Regions from separate parts of the Homo sapiens genome. Here region 2 is linked to region 1. Evidence: read pairs that join two places in POLR2A ChIA-PET (ENCODE). Cell type or tissue: PC-9. All regions are shown on one strand. Each heading gives the region's core, and the rest is flanking DNA. Links, peaks and the distances in the headings are about the cores only. Region 1 overlaps LINC-PINT (long intergenic non-protein coding RNA, p53 induced transcript). Region 2 overlaps MKLN1 (muskelin 1).

Region 1 (8,397 bases), core at 4,204-8,203:
TTGGCAGGTGTTCCATGAAAAAAGGATTTCGTAGTCAAATTTATTTTGGAAACATGGTTCTAGAGCATGACCAGGGGCTGGAGTAGAGGTGGCAGAGGTGGCAGAGAGAGGGCTGAAGAAACCCATTTGTCTTTATCCCCCTACTTTCACCTCCTTACTACTAATATTCCTACCAGGGGTTGCTGTATGAGGGTGTAATAAGGGAGAACAATCAGCTAATTCCACTATTTCAGCCATTTGTCAGTTTAGTCAAACAATGGGTTGGTGATATTAATTGACCATAATCATAATGATTGCACCCATTGTCCAGATAGGTCCAGCCACTGTGTTTGATTGAAGCAGAGCAATCAAGTTTCCAGTCAAAGTCTCTTGAGGAATTTTTTCACCACTGCAGACAAGGAGCATAGCATTAACCCACAATGTTGAATTCCAGTAGGATGCTGAGTGAAAGTTCCTTGTGGGGAATATGGTAGGAAATAGCAGAACAAGATGAAAAAATATTCACAGAGAAAAACTCCAGAGCAACAGCTGGATCTGTGGCTGTGTTGGAAACATAAAGTGTTGGAGAGGTTAGGCGAGTTCCCTCATGGTCCCTAGGGTTCAGGACAAATTCTACAAGGCTTGTTAGGGAAAAGGAAATCTTACAAAGCTTGGTTGAGAACAGGGAGGAAGGCGGTCCACCAGGGCAGTTCTGTGTGACTGATGGAATGTTGCCCCTGACATTCATTCATTCATTCATTCATTCATTCATTCATTCATTATTTGAGACAGAATTTCTCTCTTGTCGCCCAGGCTGGAGTGCAATGGCGCGATCTTGGCTCACTGCAACCTCTGCCTCCTGGGTTCAAGTGATTCTCCTGCCTCAGCCTCCTGAGTAGCTGGGATTACAGGCACGCACCACAACACCCAGCTAATTTTTGTATTTTTAGTAGAGACGGGATTTCACCATGTTGTCTGGGCTGGTCTTGAACTCCTGACCTCAGGTGATCCACCTGCCTTGGCTCCCAAAGTGCTGGGATTACAGGCATGAGCCACTACGCCTGGCCTTATTTTTAATAGGTTTTTGAAGGCAAAATCCACATAACATAAAATCAGCCATTTTGAAGTGAATAATTCAATGGCATTTCAGTACCTTCACAATGTTGTACAGCTACCCTTCTGTCTAGTTCCAAAGCCTCTTTATCCCCTCACAAAAGAAACCCTGTTTCCATTAAGCAATCAGTCCCTATTTTTCCCTCTCCTCACCCCCTGGCAACCACCCTAATCTTTTTTTTATGGGGAACAAGAAAGCAGCTTTGACCGTGGGTGAACATAAAGGCTGCTTAGGATCGGGATATATGGATTTGGGATGGCTGTTTGCAGGCATTGCTTGGGAATGCCAGCATCCCTGTACCTGGAGACCTCAGTATCTGTGGGAAACCCCGGTATCCCCACACTCAGAGTGGAGGAAGCCACTGGGCTTGTGGGAAGCTGAGCTTGAATATGACCTCTTCCACTGGAATAAAGTGCCTTTGGCTTCCAAAGGAAAGAGCTGGGAGAGGCTAGTTGGTTGAGGCAACCCAGAGGGAGCTTCTGGGACCATTTTAAGGTAGTTCAGCTCCTTGCAGCACAGCAATGAACAATGAACAAGTATGGTTAAAGGTAACAAGGGAAGTGTCATTTCCAGCTTGCCTAGCATGGATTTGGCACCTCCATTCATTTGTTGGGGTCATCAAGAGATTGTGTAAACATGAGGACTTTGAATCACTAGTACATTGTTTCACACTGGAATTTATAATAGCCTAAGGTCCAGATACTTGGTTGCATATCTGCTTGGTTGGAAATGCCATTGTTCCAGCTATTCAAGAACCAGGCCAGGCACGGTGCCTCACACCTGTAATCCCAGCACTTTGGGAAGTTGAGGCAGGAGGATCACTTGAGGCCAACAGTTTCAGACCAGCTTGGGCAACACGGCAAGACCCTGTCTCTACCAAAACAAAACAAAACAAAACACAACCAGATTTCAGATGCCTAATGTTTCCATAGTACTTATTAAGCTAAGCGAATGGAGTGGAGAAAAATACAGAAAGGAGAAGGAATCTTTGATTTTTCCCTTTCTCCTTCTGTAATGGACTGAATGTTTTTGTCTTCCCCCAAAATCCCTATATTGAAGGCCTGACTCCCAATGCGATGGTATTTGGATGTGGAACTTTTGGGAGGCAATGAGGTTTTCATGAGGTCATGTAGGTAGGGCCCCCATATTGGGATTTGTGTCCTTATAAGAAGAAGGGAGACCCAAGTGCTCCGTCTCTCCCTGCCTTGTAAGGGCACAGCAGGCCAGGAGGAAAGCCCTCACCAGGAACCACATCTGCCGGCCCCTTGATCTTGAACTTCCAGCCTCCAGAACTGTGAGAAATAAATTCCTTTTGTCTGTGTCACCCAGTTGATGGTATTTTGTTAGAACAGCCCACGCTGGCTAAGATACCTCCCCTTTTTATCTGTTTGTTTAATGCATTGTACATGCCAGTTGTACACAATTAAATAAGTAGATCCAAGCAACACAGTGGTATTTAAAGTAAGTAAAAGTTTATTTTCTTCCCTCCAGTCATAATCCCTGGGAGGTAGCCATTTTAAGTTTGGGGTTTGTTTAGTCTTCTCGCACCATCTCATAAGGTAGTCATTAGCCACTTGTGGCTGTTTGAATTTAAACTAATTAAAATGAAATATAGTTAACCATTGAGTTCCTCAGTCACACTAGCCATATTTCAAGTGTGCCATGGCCACATGTGGCTGGTGGCTGCCGTGATGAACAGTGCAGACATAGAACGTTTCCATTCTTACAAAGTGTCCTGTTAGACAGCAGTGTTCTAGAGGAATTGTATTCCTATACAAACATATACACTGACATGGTTGGCATAACATTGTACATACCGTTCTGCAGTTTGTTTTTTTCGCCTAACAGGGAAACTGTTAATTTAGTGTGATCCACATGCAACGTCATGCCAGGAAAAATGTAAAACAGAATGCATAATCAAACATAGAGTTTGGGTAAATTAAAATTATTTTAATTTCAAATTTTAGAGGTAATTGCAACATAACTTGATGCTTGTTCCAACTTTAACTAAACAAATTATTTTTGGAACTGGTCCACTCAGCCTTGCATATGTTAAGAAAGACAATTCTTAGGAGATGTGCTTGGGCGTAATCTGCTAGGCTTACCCTATATATTCATACACAGTTCCTGTTATTCCTCTGTTTTATAAGAAGAGTTGGTATCTTTTTCTGACTTCCCACAATTCAGTGACCGCTAGGCACATGTGGCTATTTACATTTGAATCCGTATTTTAAATTAAACTGAAACATTCCTCAGTTGTACTAGATGTGAAGTACTCCTTAGTCCTTTGTGGTTGGTAGCTCTGGTGTTGGATAGCATGGATGGGGACATCTCCACTGTTGCAGAAGGCTCTGTTACACAGTGCCGCACTTGGTTCAGTTACATCTGTCGTTAAATGCAGTGACTTTCCACAGGAGAGAGATGGGAGAAGCGATAACTCCCAGGGAGGACATCGTGAAATTTCTGTGATTGGATGGAGAGCTTGCATCTTCATTCCCTTCCCACTTGAAGTTCTGATGCTTTTCTCGGAAGACATGTCTTCCAGCTGTCTGTTGAGAATTAGTGTTCCATAGTAAGTTAATTGTGGGAAAGAAAATTGGTGCCAATAGCTTTTCAGGGTTGGACTATTACTGATAATTGGTGAGGTCCATACATAGTTAAACAGCACCTATATATAACGGTAAATGCTGCTGTTCAATTTCGGCTCCAGAGCGTTTAGTAACATTAGTTACAGCAAGTGCTGATGATTACATTGAAGCTTTGTAAAATGATAAAAAATTAGAATATTGGAAATGCATTCTGTATTGTGTGCAAAACAGCATGTATTTATGCCACCTTTTATGGTTAGGAAATACGTAATCTAGAAAGATTCACAAGAAACAGAATACTTTGCTCTGGGAATGGAAACAGTACAAGAAGACTGGTGAAAAAGATTGACTTTCACCGTATACGTGTTGCTTCATATACTTTGTAAATATATGCTTGTTTTAGTAGTAGAAAAAAATCAATCAAATAATGAAGGAGAAATAAAACACATTCTTAAAATGTGCAGGATGCAGAATAGGTCATTTAGGAAACTAGGGTCACGTAGGACAGAAAGAATTGCACGGTTGAGTGAGAGCGTAGGGCTGGCTGCTTGTGGCCAGAGCGTAAACCCGCACGAGGCCGCTGGGCACACCTTCTCCTGACGCCGGCCCAGCATTTCTTAGCTTCTGGCTATTCTGCAACAATTAAAGCTTTAAAACTGTTTTTCTTACATAAATGTAATACGTTTTAGGAAAAAAGTATTTCTAGTACTGATTTTTTTTTTTTTAAATACAACCCTTTTTAACACTTGTAGAACACAACTTAGGAAATGCTGATTGAAACTCTTGGAAATAATTAGAACAGAAAGATGAGATTGAAAAGAAATTATTTTAGGTCTGGGTCACCCTGATTTAGCACCAGTCTGAGGCAGGAGAATGGCGTGAACCAGGGAGGCAGAGCTTGCAGTGAGCCAAGATTGCGCCACTGCACTCCAGCCTGAGGACAGCCTGAGGGCGACAGAGCAAGACTCCATCTCAAAAAAGAAAAGAAAATGAATCTTAGCGTTAATTGAGTTTAAGTCAAATTGTGACGCATTGTGGCTTATTCGGCACAGCCTGCTCACAGATAAGCCACATGTGCATTGAAGGTTCTCTTAAAAGTCCACACTGCTCTTTCTCCTCCCCCATCCTTGGCTGACAGGTACTGTCAGTGAGGAAGAGGTGGGAAGGACAGCAGGGTGGGGACGTAGACAGTGGAGACAGTGGCTTTCTTCCACCACCACGCCTCCGTACTTGTGCGTCCAGGAGACAGCAGCATCAAGATGGAGTGCCTGTAGAGTTAACGGTGAAGTGTTCCTTTTTGAAAACTGAACCCTGTAATTCAGCAAAATTAATTTTTCTGTTAAAGCAAGTTGCTGGGCTCTGTACCTTTTCAGGAAAGAAAACTAATCAGTTTGGGGAAAATGTATGTCCCAAACAGCATGTGCTATTAAGGAAATCTTGTTTGTTGTGGAAATTTAAGGCAGAGCTTCCCAAAGGCAAGGGTAATTTGCAAAATATTTAACTACTAGGACAGCATGGGAATCCAGTCATTCAGGGCGGATGCCAGCTCAAATAACTGGCATGCTGTACCAGTGCCTACAGGCTGAATGTTACTCCTCCTGGAAGCTGAAGCCACTGGAGATAGGAGATGAGCCATTACTGGGTTTTGTGGCAGAGCCTGCTGGTTGGCCCCCAGTGTCCATACTCCTGCTTTATATAGCAACCTGAGACCTACTTCATAGCTGGGGCCGTGGCAGCTATATGGTCATGTGACTAAATTCTGGTCAGTGGGAGGTGAGTTACCACGTGGGCCCTTCCAGGAACCTTCCTTAAGGGACAGTGTGTCTTCCTGCTTTGCCGTTTCTTCTCCGTCCCTTTCCCGTTCTGTCTGGAATGTGGAAGCCACCATCTTGAACCGTGAGGTTGAGGTCACACATGGGTGGACTGCCATGCTAACCTTCCTGGGCACTTCCCTGAGAAGGAAACTTCTCTTGTTTAAGCCACTGATATTTTGGGTCTCCTGCCACCCTGAGCCAAACCTAATTCTAATTAATGTAGGTTCCAATCTGCTAGGCAAGTTCAGCTTGATGTTACTTAAAACTTAACCATCCTGTGAGCTGGGTATTTCTGTTTTCCTTTAATGGCTTACGGGACTGGGATTAAAGAAAAATTAAGTAACTTGCCTCAGTACTTCCCAGCCAGCTAGGACAGCATTTGAATCCCTGTCTGACCTTTCTGAATTCCAGTCTCCAAAAGTTTAATCCTTGCTGTAGTGATTAACATGAAACTGAAGGAGGGCATGTGACACATGGTTTTGCAACATTCACGTTTTGGCAGAGCCCCAATTTTGTGGAATTTTTTTTTTTTTTTTTTATAAAGACGTTGGGTTTTTCAGAGAAATTCATTTGTGGCTTTTTGAAAGTGACAAACATGTTAACTGTATTTCAGTCAATAATACTTATCAGAAAAGCTTTTTTTTTGTTTCAAAGAATCCCACGTGGTTCCTCTAATTTCTAGTATTAATTGTAGTTCGCTAATTAGGAGAGTTCTGTGAAAAGAAAATAGTTGGAAGAGAGACTGTGGTTCATTTTCTTTAGTTATATCTACATTGGAGAACATTTCAAGACAATTAGGAATTTTTTTTTTTTTTTTTTTAGAATTCTCTATGCAATAATTCCAAAATGTTACCAATATTTATTACATGATTATGTAGAAATTAGGATGATAGTGGAATTAAGGCCATAAATTGTTCGGATTGTGACATGGGAGCAGCCACTGCAGCCAGTGTTTCTGCAAAGTTTAGTCAGAGGAGAACAGAGACCTAGGATGGCCCCGTGCTGTGCTGCTGGGGCCTGGGAGGCTGGGTGTTGGGGAAGGAAGCTGGCAGCGGATGCCTGGAAGGCCAGTGGGGCCCAGCAGGTCTGGGGAGGTGGCTAAATGGGGCCCAGTGCAAACTAGTAGCTGGCAGCAGAACCTGCAGTGGAGTCGAGGGTCTTGATCTGCAGCCAAGGCTCCTTCTGGTGGGGCCCTGAGTGGCCCTTCAAGTCCATTCATTTTTGTCCTCAGAGTGGAACACTTAATTGGCCACAAGCACAGCAAACTCCCAGTTGTTCCCGGGAACACAAGATCTGCAGGATTTGCCCTATGAAAAAGGATGCTGTGGCAACTAAGTTTGGGAAAATGCTCTGTTGTAATACCTCTCCTAGCAACTCACATGCCCTCTTAGCACTGTAAAAGTCTAGGATGTTGAGAAATTTGTTTAACTTTATTTAACCCAGTTTCTGAAACTGACTTAAACATGGAAATCAAATCTTTTTTTTTTTAATGTGATGACCCGTGGAACTACTACGTGCATTTTCTGACAAGCAGTTAACAGTGCTCTCGGAAATAGTTGTGTGAGTAGGTTGAGTTCCTGAGAAGACGCTAGATTTGAATCTGAGAGTCTGGGACTTTTCTTGCTGTCCTACTTGCTTTTATTTGCCAATCTATATTGTCTACACTTGAGTGTGCTTGCTCATACGTATTTCACAGAAGCAAAACTTTGATACTTGAGAGGCCCTTTGAGGTCATCTAGTTCTGCCTTCTCATTTGCTGGTTGAAGAAACTAAGGAAGGTTAAGTCACTTGCCAGAGGCCAGTAAGTGAGTATGCTGGAGCCATTCAGTGTGCCATTAGTCAATCTGAAGTGGAAATTACTTGAGTTAGTTCCTTACTTTCAAGACTTTCATACTGATATCTTGAGATTAGGATGGGATAAGAATGAAAGCATTGCTGTTGGATTTCCTGCCAAGGTTTGGGATGGGTAAAATGAGCAAAAGAAAGTGCCCTGGGTATAGATGGTGCTTAATAATAGGACTGCTGCAGAGGAAAGCAAGAATCCAGATCAAGACTGCCCCCCAAAATTAACTTATTTGTGTGTCTAAGAATGACTTAAAATAGGCTCCTATTGCAAAAGAATGTAGGAAGTGCGGTGGTGCAATCACGGCTCACTGTAACCTCGACCTCCCAGGTTCAAGCGATCCTCCCATCTTAGACTCCCAGGTTCATTCATTTTTGTCCTCAGAGTGGAACACTTAATTGGCCACAAGCACAGCAAATTCCCACAGGTGTGCACCACCACGACCGCCTAATTTTTTTTATTGGTAGCGACAGGGTCTCTCTGTGTTGTTCAGGCTGATCTCCAAGTCCTGGACTCAAGCTGTCCTTCTGCCTCGGCCTCCCAAAGTGTTGGGATTACAAGCATGAGCCACTGCGCCCAGCTGCTTCTGAGTGGCTCCTAAGCAATGAACTGATGAACAACTAAACAGATGACATTGTAGCTATTGCCACATTTCATAGCATGGCGACTACCTTGAGCCTGTCAGTGCTCATTAGCTGCAGGAGGTAACGCTTGTTTGTTTTTCATAGAGTTAAAGGTATGAAAGCATGTTTTTTGGAACTTTCTGCAAGGCCCATGTTATTGACGTCCTTAAGATCCAAATTATTTTGCATTAACTTAGGTTTTTTTCTCTTTCTTGGTGAAGTTAGTAGACCCTTGCTTATTGATTGGTATATGAAATTGGATCATTTTATTGTTGTGAGAGGTTCAGTTTTATTAAATATCAGAGTATCACCTTTCATACATTTTTTGGAGCTAATTTTGAGTGTTTTTCTTGTATTTTATGAAATACTATCTATAGTCATCTAACGAAACAATGCTGTTTTTCTGTTACAAAGCTTTCTGTTCACGTGTCTACAT
Region 2 (8,397 bases), core at 2,402-6,401, 400 kb before region 1:
TCTTTCTCTGACTTCACCTCTTCCCACTCTCTTTCTCACATACCTCTGATCTAGCAACAAAAATTCTGGAAAAAAAACCAAGAGTAGTAGAAAGGTGGCAATGTTTTACTTTGTAATAATATCAGTTCAATAATGAATATCACCTGTATGAAGACACTTTATTTGAATACCTGGTTCAGCAGTACTTACCATAAAATGTCAATTAAGATAGGGATTAAGTCCTTTAAGAATATCTGTAATGAGGCCAGGCACGATGGCTCATGTATGTAATCCTGGCACTTTGGGAGGCCAAGGCAGGATGATCACCTGAGGTCAGAAGTTCAAGACCAGCCTGGCCAACATGGCACAACAATGTCCTACTAAAAATACAAAAATTAGCTGGGCGGGCGCCTGTAATCCCAGCTACTCGGGAGGCTGAGGCAGGAGAGTCACTTGAACCCCGGAGGCAGAGGTTGCAGTGAGCCGAGATCATGCCACTGCACTCCAGCCTGGGCAACAGAGCGAGACTCTGTCTCAAAAAAAAAAAAAAAACAAAAATATATATATATATATATACATATATATATGTAATGAATCTTCCCAGAAAACTACACAAAAACAAAAATTTTGCACACCGTTTAAAGACTATCATGGGCTCCCTTAAAATCTATTCATGAAGCTTCATGTAAACAAACATGAAATAGCCAAAGGACTGAGAACAGAACAAAAAATCGACAGCAATAGCTAGCTGAAATAAAAGATTGGGAATGCCAAGGCATGAAAGTTGTTAGACTTCTGAATAGTATTTTCTGATTTCTTTTGTTTTCTCTTGATCAGAGTCCTGGATTACCCAGTCACAACTAGAGACCTGTTTAATTTAACCTGAACCATAATTTCAGTCTTGTGAAAGTTCAGAGCTTTTCCTATTGAGTTCCAGGGCATGTTTCCTCATATTTCTGCTTCCAGACATTGGAATCCACAGAAGTTGCCTCACTACTGTCCTACCTCAGTTTGAACCCCAAACCTAATTGTCTCACCAGTATCTACCAAAAAATAAGTAAATAAAAATCAACTCCCAAATCAATTTTACTAGAGAAAACTTCTAAGAATTTGGTGAGTAAAGACAGAGTCATGTCATGAAATGTGGCATTCTGCCATCCTGCTGGCTCTACTACCACTTATCTCAAGCTTGTCCAACCTGTGGCCCATGGGCTGCATGAGGCCCAGGATGGCTTTCAATGTGGCCCAAGACAAATTTGTAAACTTACTTAAAACATTAAGAGACTTTTTTTGTGATTTTTTTTGTAAGCTCATAAGCTATTGTTAGTGTATTTTATGTGTGGTCCAAGACAATTCTTCTTCCAATGTGGCCCAGGGAAGCCAAAAGATTGAACACCCCTGATTTATCTCTCTTTTTTTTTTTTTTTTTTTTTTTGAGACGAAGTCTTGCTCTTGTCTCCCAGGCTGGAGTGCGATGGCGCAATCTCGCCTCACTGCAACCTCCGCCTCCCAGGTTCAAGTGATTCTCCTGCCTCGGCCCCCCGAGTAGCTGGGATTACAGGCACCTGCCACCATGCCCGGCTAATTTTTGTATTTTTAGTAGAGATGGGGTTTTACCATGTTGGCCAGGCTGGTCTAGAACTCCTGACCTCAGGTGATCCACCCACCTCGGTCTCCCAAAATGCTGGGATTACAGGCGTGAGCCACCGTGCCCGGCCATCTCTATTTCTTGTTCCATTTCTCTGGTGCTAACGAGACAATTTCTCTTAGTGTTACAAAAATAGTTCCTTCTACAATCAGGTCTCAGTATTTTACTTTGTACTCCAAAGCACCTTCACAAATAAATACAGTTCTTTTCCTAAAAAGAATGCTGTTGAGTAAAATTTTCTCCAACTTATAATTAAGTAGAAATTTTAAAAATACATTTTAAATAAAAAAATTTTAAATCACTGGTAATTGTACCACCAGACGTAACTAACGTCAATATTTTGGTATGTGTCCTTCTAGTCTTCCCCTCTATAGTGAATGATAAATTTAAAACGAATCATCACTTCTATCCCTATTTCTGTACTAAGATATCAAAATGTCGACAAAAGGTTTCAGATAGCTCTTCTTGGAAACATATTTTTTGAACGTAAAAAATAAAAACAAAAAAACAGAAGAGGAATTCCACCTCCAAATGTTTTATATGCCATCTCTATTACTGATATCAAGGACCACCTGAATCTGGTGAAATCCTTTCGACCTCAATGTCCACGTATAGTTAGTACTGTTTCCACACTATATGTGGCAATGGTAACATACTGAAAAGCATGAGAACTTGAGCAACAGACAACTGTATATTAAATGACCACCCATGATTTCTTTTAAAGGCTGAAAAATCTAGTTTTGTCATCAACCATGGGCCTAAATAAAGTTTGACCCAGAATTCATAACGAATAAAAGAAAAAAAGAAAGCACTCCAAATAGGTACAAAATGGCTCTAACTAAAATATCTACTAACAGGATAATTCCCCAGATTTTCTTTGGTAGAAATATTTGCTTAAAAGTGTATTTCTAAAGTACTTCTGTAGCTTTCTATAAACTAGTGTCAATATTGAAGTGTGGATATAGGCCGATTTTTCTTTGTACACCTTCACTAACCTATAATAAATCCTTAGAAGCTATCAAAAAGAGATTACTCTTTTAAAGGTCCCATCTGGAGTAAAATTCCATGACTACAATAGTCATTCTCGCTACGCTTTCTTATAATTTCTAAAGTAAATCTAGTAGTTACTCAAATAACATTTTTCCTCTTTGAGTTTTTTTTTTTTTTTTTTTTTTTTGACAGGGTTGCGCTTTGTTGCCCAGGCAGGTGTGCAGTGGTGTGATGATGGCTCACTGTAGCCTCCAATCCTGGGCTCAAGCAATCCTTCTGACTCAGCCTCTCGAGTAGCTGAGACTACAGGCATACACCACCACATCCAGCTGATTTTTTTATTTCTTATAGAGATGGGGGTCTCACTATGCTGCCTAGGCTGGTCTTGAACTTGTGGGATCAAGGGATCCTCCCCCTTTGGCTTCCCAAAGTGTTGCAACTACAGTCACGAGACAGTCACTGTGCCTAGCTGAAATATTTTTTTAAAGGGAGTAGGGGTAAGGACCCTGACCATCAAGACTTTGCTGAAATCCTACCCCTAATGCATAAAACAAAAATATTATAGAAAAATATCTAGGCCTTTGCGCCACTGCACTCCAGCCTGGGCGACAGAGCAAGACTCCATCTCAAAAAAAAAAAAAGAAAGAAAAATACCTAGGCCTTTATAACTTTATTGTAAGTATTTCAAGGCTCTCTGACCTGAAAAGTTAGATTTTAATTCTCAATGACTTGCTCACACTAAGTTCTGTCATGACATTTGCCTATTCTTTGAATAATTTTCTGTTTTCGAATTTCATGGATTATAAAAAGAGGAAAATTTTTTTGTCTTTCTTACACATGTACTTTACCTATCACATATGGTTCATCTCTCATAATAATTAACACAGTAAGCACTATGAAAATTCCTTCTGCCTCCCCAGATAAGGTGAACTTTAAATGTTAAAGTAAACCATATTACTTTTATATTTAAGGAAAGTGCATTTTGCTTTAAAAGGTAAAGGCTCCTTTCAAATAAACATAGATTTAGTATATTATTATAGCAAACTACAACCAAATTTGTTTGAAAGGGTGGGCCGGACATGGTAGCTCACACCTGTAATACAAGCACTTTGCGAGGTTGCAGCAGGCGGACTGCTTGAGCCCAGGAGTTCAAGACCAGCCTGGGCAACATGGCAAAACCTCATCTCTATTTTAAAAAAAGGTTGGGCAGGGGAGGGGTGTTTAATAATATTTTCCTTATAGTACTGATGGAGAAAAAAGAAAAGCATTACAAATTCTACTCTATGTTCAAAAAAAGGGGAAGCTACTGTGTAGACAATCTAAAAACAAATTTTCATGTCTATATTCATAAATAATTATTCTGGATAAAAAACCAGTTTGTATATAAATCTAGCTCTTTAGTAAATAAGCATATGAATATTTATTATACTCTCAGGCAGAAAAAAAGATGCCTAAGACTCTATAGCTAATTCAAGCCTATTTCTGCAGGGCAGAAAGGCATTTGGAAAGAGGGACCAAAATTAAGAAAGTGAATTCCTATACCTTAAAAATGAACCTTTTCCAAAGAGACCCTAATAACAGTCTCAAACCAGTTCAGAGGTTATCATAGAAATTTAGCTTTTAATTTTAAATTAAAAATTATAATTTCTCTTCTTACAAAAATTATGAAAATAAATTCATGTCAAGAAGACTTAGTGTCTACATTGTAACCATTTTTATTCTTAATTATTTTAGAATATGAGTCTCCAAGCAATTATTTTATTCCCGAAGCACTATGAGTTGGCATAACACACAGTATAATTGAGCATTCATTACGCCTGGAAAGAGTGGTATTCTATGCAGTAAAGTTTTCTAAAATCCAATAATAAAATATAGCTATGGTAGATTATTGGTATTATTTGCTTTTTAAGCTGCTAATCTGAGACCTATTATAATGTTGGCATTAACCTCTAAATATTATGGTAATTAAGTTTTCCTAGGTTTTAGAAACTTAAAAAAAAGTTTGCTACCAAGCTTCAGAACAAAATTTAAAAGACAGGAAAAAAAAAAACAAAACCAAACAAAAAACAACAACTAAATTATTTACAGGCTTGTGAACAGTTTTTAGCAATTAATGGACTTACCAACACTTAGCTGCCTAATTTGATATCTGCTTCCTCTAAAAATATATCTTAGTTCTCTTTATTCCAGTAATTCCCATATTACTCTACTATATAAGTGCAACAAAAATCCAGAAATACACCAGTTTTCCATGAAAATACAACACATATAAACTAGACACATACACACACATACAGACACACATAAAAGGCCGCATGTTAAACTTTTTTTAGGTAATCTAATTTCATTTGTGTAAGAGCCCCCCACCCCCCGCCCCTTCCTTACCTGCCACTGCCTGGTTTAGACGATGCCTGTAGCCAATGAAGATTTTGCTTTCCACTGCAACTGCTACTCACCTGTTTGAACATCAATAACCATCTGATGGCCTCCTCTCATTCCTGGACGGTTATCTTCCCCATCACCTTTAGAAGAAATAATAGTTTCTTTTAAAGGAATAACAAAGAACAGCATATCCAGAGTAAATTTATTCATAAGTCTGTAATCAGTAGTAAAAATAACCCACCCTTATTTTTTCAAAATATTAATAAGTAAAAGGACTCATAAAAGTAACAGTATGACTCAAATCTGTGTTTATAATAATCTTGTTCTTTTTTCCAAATGCTTTCAGGACATTAATGAACTTGGAAGTTATTTTTGATTTATTTATGATCAATGCCACAAACCAGCAAAGACACAGAATATTATACAAAAACATAAAACAAAAATCTCTAAGCTACTTGAGTGCCAAAGTGAAGGTCAAAAACAATTACAAAATTAGATCTCCCGTATATATTCTAGGCATAGTTCATTAGTATGATGAGCAGTTTTAAAGTCGAGTTATCAAACTATTTACTGAAAACAAAGATGCTATCAAGTTTTATATTAATGATATTAATTTTGTATAATGTATACAATTATTTTGTAAAATTTTTGTATAATTTTGTACTTTGTGTAATTATTTTATATAACTTTGTATAATGTATAATGTATTAATTTTGTGCCAATATTTCAGCAATCAGTTCCCACCTAATTTACCAACTATTTTATGTAAGAACTGACTGAGGAAATCTAAGATTTACTTCACTTTGATTCTTATTTCCATCACAGAGCTTAATAGGCAGGTTTAAATACAATCAGTAAAACTTTATTTAAACTTCCAAAAGAGAACACTATTATTCAACTTGTATCTAATCTTACTTTACACCAAATCTTACATAAATAAAGTTATGGCCGGGCGCGGTGGCTCAAACCTGTAATCCCAGCACTCTGGGAGGCCAAGGTGGGTGGATCACCTGAGGTCAGGAGTCCACGACCAGCCTAGCCAATATGGTGAAACCCTGTCTCTACTAAAATACAAAAATTAGCCGGGCATGGTGGTGGGTGCCTGTAATCCCAGCTACTCAGGAGGCTGAGGCAGGAGAATCACTTGAACTCAGGAGGCGGAGGTTGCAATGAACCGAGTTTGCACCACTGCACTCCGGCTGGGCAACGAGAGTAAGACTCCATCTCAAAAAAAAAAAAGTTATAAATTAATTTCAGTAGTTCAAAAGGTTGTAAGATTCTAATGTCTTACTTGATATGAACTAGAAAGCCTAAGGCTTTCTTCATAATTCTCCTATTAGTTGAAATATATTACTTTGGCTAATAAGTTTCCCTGTATTGGCTTTCTCCTAATGTAAAATTGAGAATATCCAATTTTATACTAATTTTACAAGGGTGCTATGAAAATGACTGAAATGTCAGTTCTTATATACAGAAAATAAGATACAAAACTGAAGCTTTTCATTACTACTGTATTCAGCGGCTAATCATCCAGAAGTTCCCTCCAAATCCTTTATCCTAATAGTTAAGCCTTTAGATTGTGCAATTTATTATCATTGAAGCTTTGCCCTTTTCTTCTTTCCTTCCCTCATCAGTCAGTACCGTATCGCCATCTTTAAGAATAGATTTAGAAAGCATATTCACCCCTGAGAGGTCTGAGGGAAAAAAGAAAGCACTAAAATGAATTCATTTTCAGTATGTTTGTATTTTATATGTTGAATCCATTAGTTTGCAAATACACAATTACTGTCTGTTTGCTATAATATGTGTGTCTTTGAAGAAAATTACCTCATACATGACTGATAAAATAGGAGAATGATGTTCATGTAACATCAATTATGGAGGTTCTTAAGCAATTTTCCCCTGCATATTAATATGCAATACTATCAGGAGAAAGCTTTCTCACAACTAAAGAGAAGTCCTTAGTAATATATGAAGACCACAATGAAAAAAGCTCAGTATCCATAGAACTGCCTTCCTTTAACACAAACAGTTGCATTAAGAAATTGCTACACTTTCCACTATGTTAATTATCTGGCAAAGCAGTGAGTACAGATGAAGAAGTGACAAAACCTCCCCCCTTATATGAAAATAAGGTATTCATGAAGAAGACTATACTCTGGATCCGATTTCAAGTTTTGATGAAAACAGTCTTTATTAGAAGCAAATGCCCTCTAGGATCTACATTTCAAAGACAGAGGCATGAGCCCAGGGCTTAAGTCTCTAAACACACTATGATGTTCAATATAAATACCTAATTTAAATGTACTGATATTTATTTTTATTACAATTATTACACTAGTTTTTATTAGTAGCTGGTTATAAAGTTCCACAGATTTAGAATGGTCTTCTGCCTTTCTATTTTTCTTATATGCCTTGCTAGGTTTAGCAAATAATTTTGCATAACTTAAGGTTTTCAAGAACATGTGTATGGCATTACAACACAGCCTATAATTTTACACCATGCCTCTAACAAAGCAGTTTATAATGATATTCTGTGTAAAAGCTGCCCAACCTTCTGTTACGGCAGTAAATCAAAAAGGTTTAAAAAGAAAATTTTAATATAACAAATGAATTGTGCCACCTAGTTAAGGAACCTATGCCTTGTTTTAAACATCTGCTTTTTATTTATTTTGCTGTGGTTATTGTTTTGTTTTTTGAGACAGAGTCTCGCTCTGTTGCCCAGGTTGAAGTGCAGTGGTATGAACACGGCTGACTGCAGCCTTGACCTCCCAGGCTCAAGCCACCCTTCTACCTCAGTACCCTAAGCAGCTGGGACCACAGATGCCTGCCAACATGTCTGGCTAATTTTTTTTTTTTTTTTTTTTTTTTTTTTTTTGAGATGGAATCTCCATCTGTCTCCCAGGCCGGAGTACAATAGCATGATCTCAGCTCACTGCAACCTCTGCCTCACAGGTTCAAGTGATTCTCCTACCCCAGCCTCCCGAGTAGCTGGGATTACAGGCACACACCATCACGCCCAGCTAATTTTTGTATTTTTAGTAGAGACAGGGTTTTGCCATGTTGGGCAGGCTGGTCTTCAACTACTAACCTCAGGTGATCTGCCCACCTTGGCCTCCCACAGTGTTGGGATTATAGGTGTGAGCCACCACACTCGGCTGTATAGCTAATTTTTTGTAGAGACAGGTCTCACCATGTTGCCCAGGCTGATCTTGAACCTCTGGGCTCAAGCAATCCTCCTGCCTCGGCCTCCAAAAGTATTGGGATTAGACATGAGCCACTGCAACTGGCCAACATCTTCTTTTTTATTAACTTAGTACTATGATACTTGAACTACCTTGGGAAAACTGAAGACTGAGACATTAATGAAAAAGAACTACAATCTAGAAGGTATGGCT

What was found. Peaks named below come from ENCODE experiments on the same cell type or tissue, not always from the same donor. Only the 100,000 strongest peaks of a DNase experiment are listed, where the experiment ranks them.
Region 2: POLR2A ChIA-PET joins it to region 1 with 10 read pairs; 2 of 35 experiments call an interaction of 5 or more read pairs at or near these places.

What each region holds. Positions count from the first base shown.
Region 1 is chr7:131,009,757-131,018,153 of GRCh38, reverse strand. All of the region lies in intron 3 of LINC-PINT (long intergenic non-protein coding RNA, p53 induced transcript), which reads left to right. Among named protein-coding and RNA genes, the nearest start is that of LINC-PINT, 96 kb to the left of the region's middle. In PC-9, for the core only: no CTCF peak of the experiment used is centred there; a DNase peak (open chromatin) is centred at 5,913; H3K27ac peaks cover 2,582 bases.
Region 2 is chr7:131,411,387-131,419,783 of GRCh38, reverse strand. It overlaps MKLN1 (muskelin 1), which reads right to left. Exons shown (of 18, transcript NM_013255.5): 8 at 5,074-5,139. Among named protein-coding and RNA genes, the nearest start is that of MKLN1, 88 kb to the right of the region's middle. In PC-9, for the core only: no CTCF peak of the experiment used is centred there; no DNase peak of the experiment used is centred there.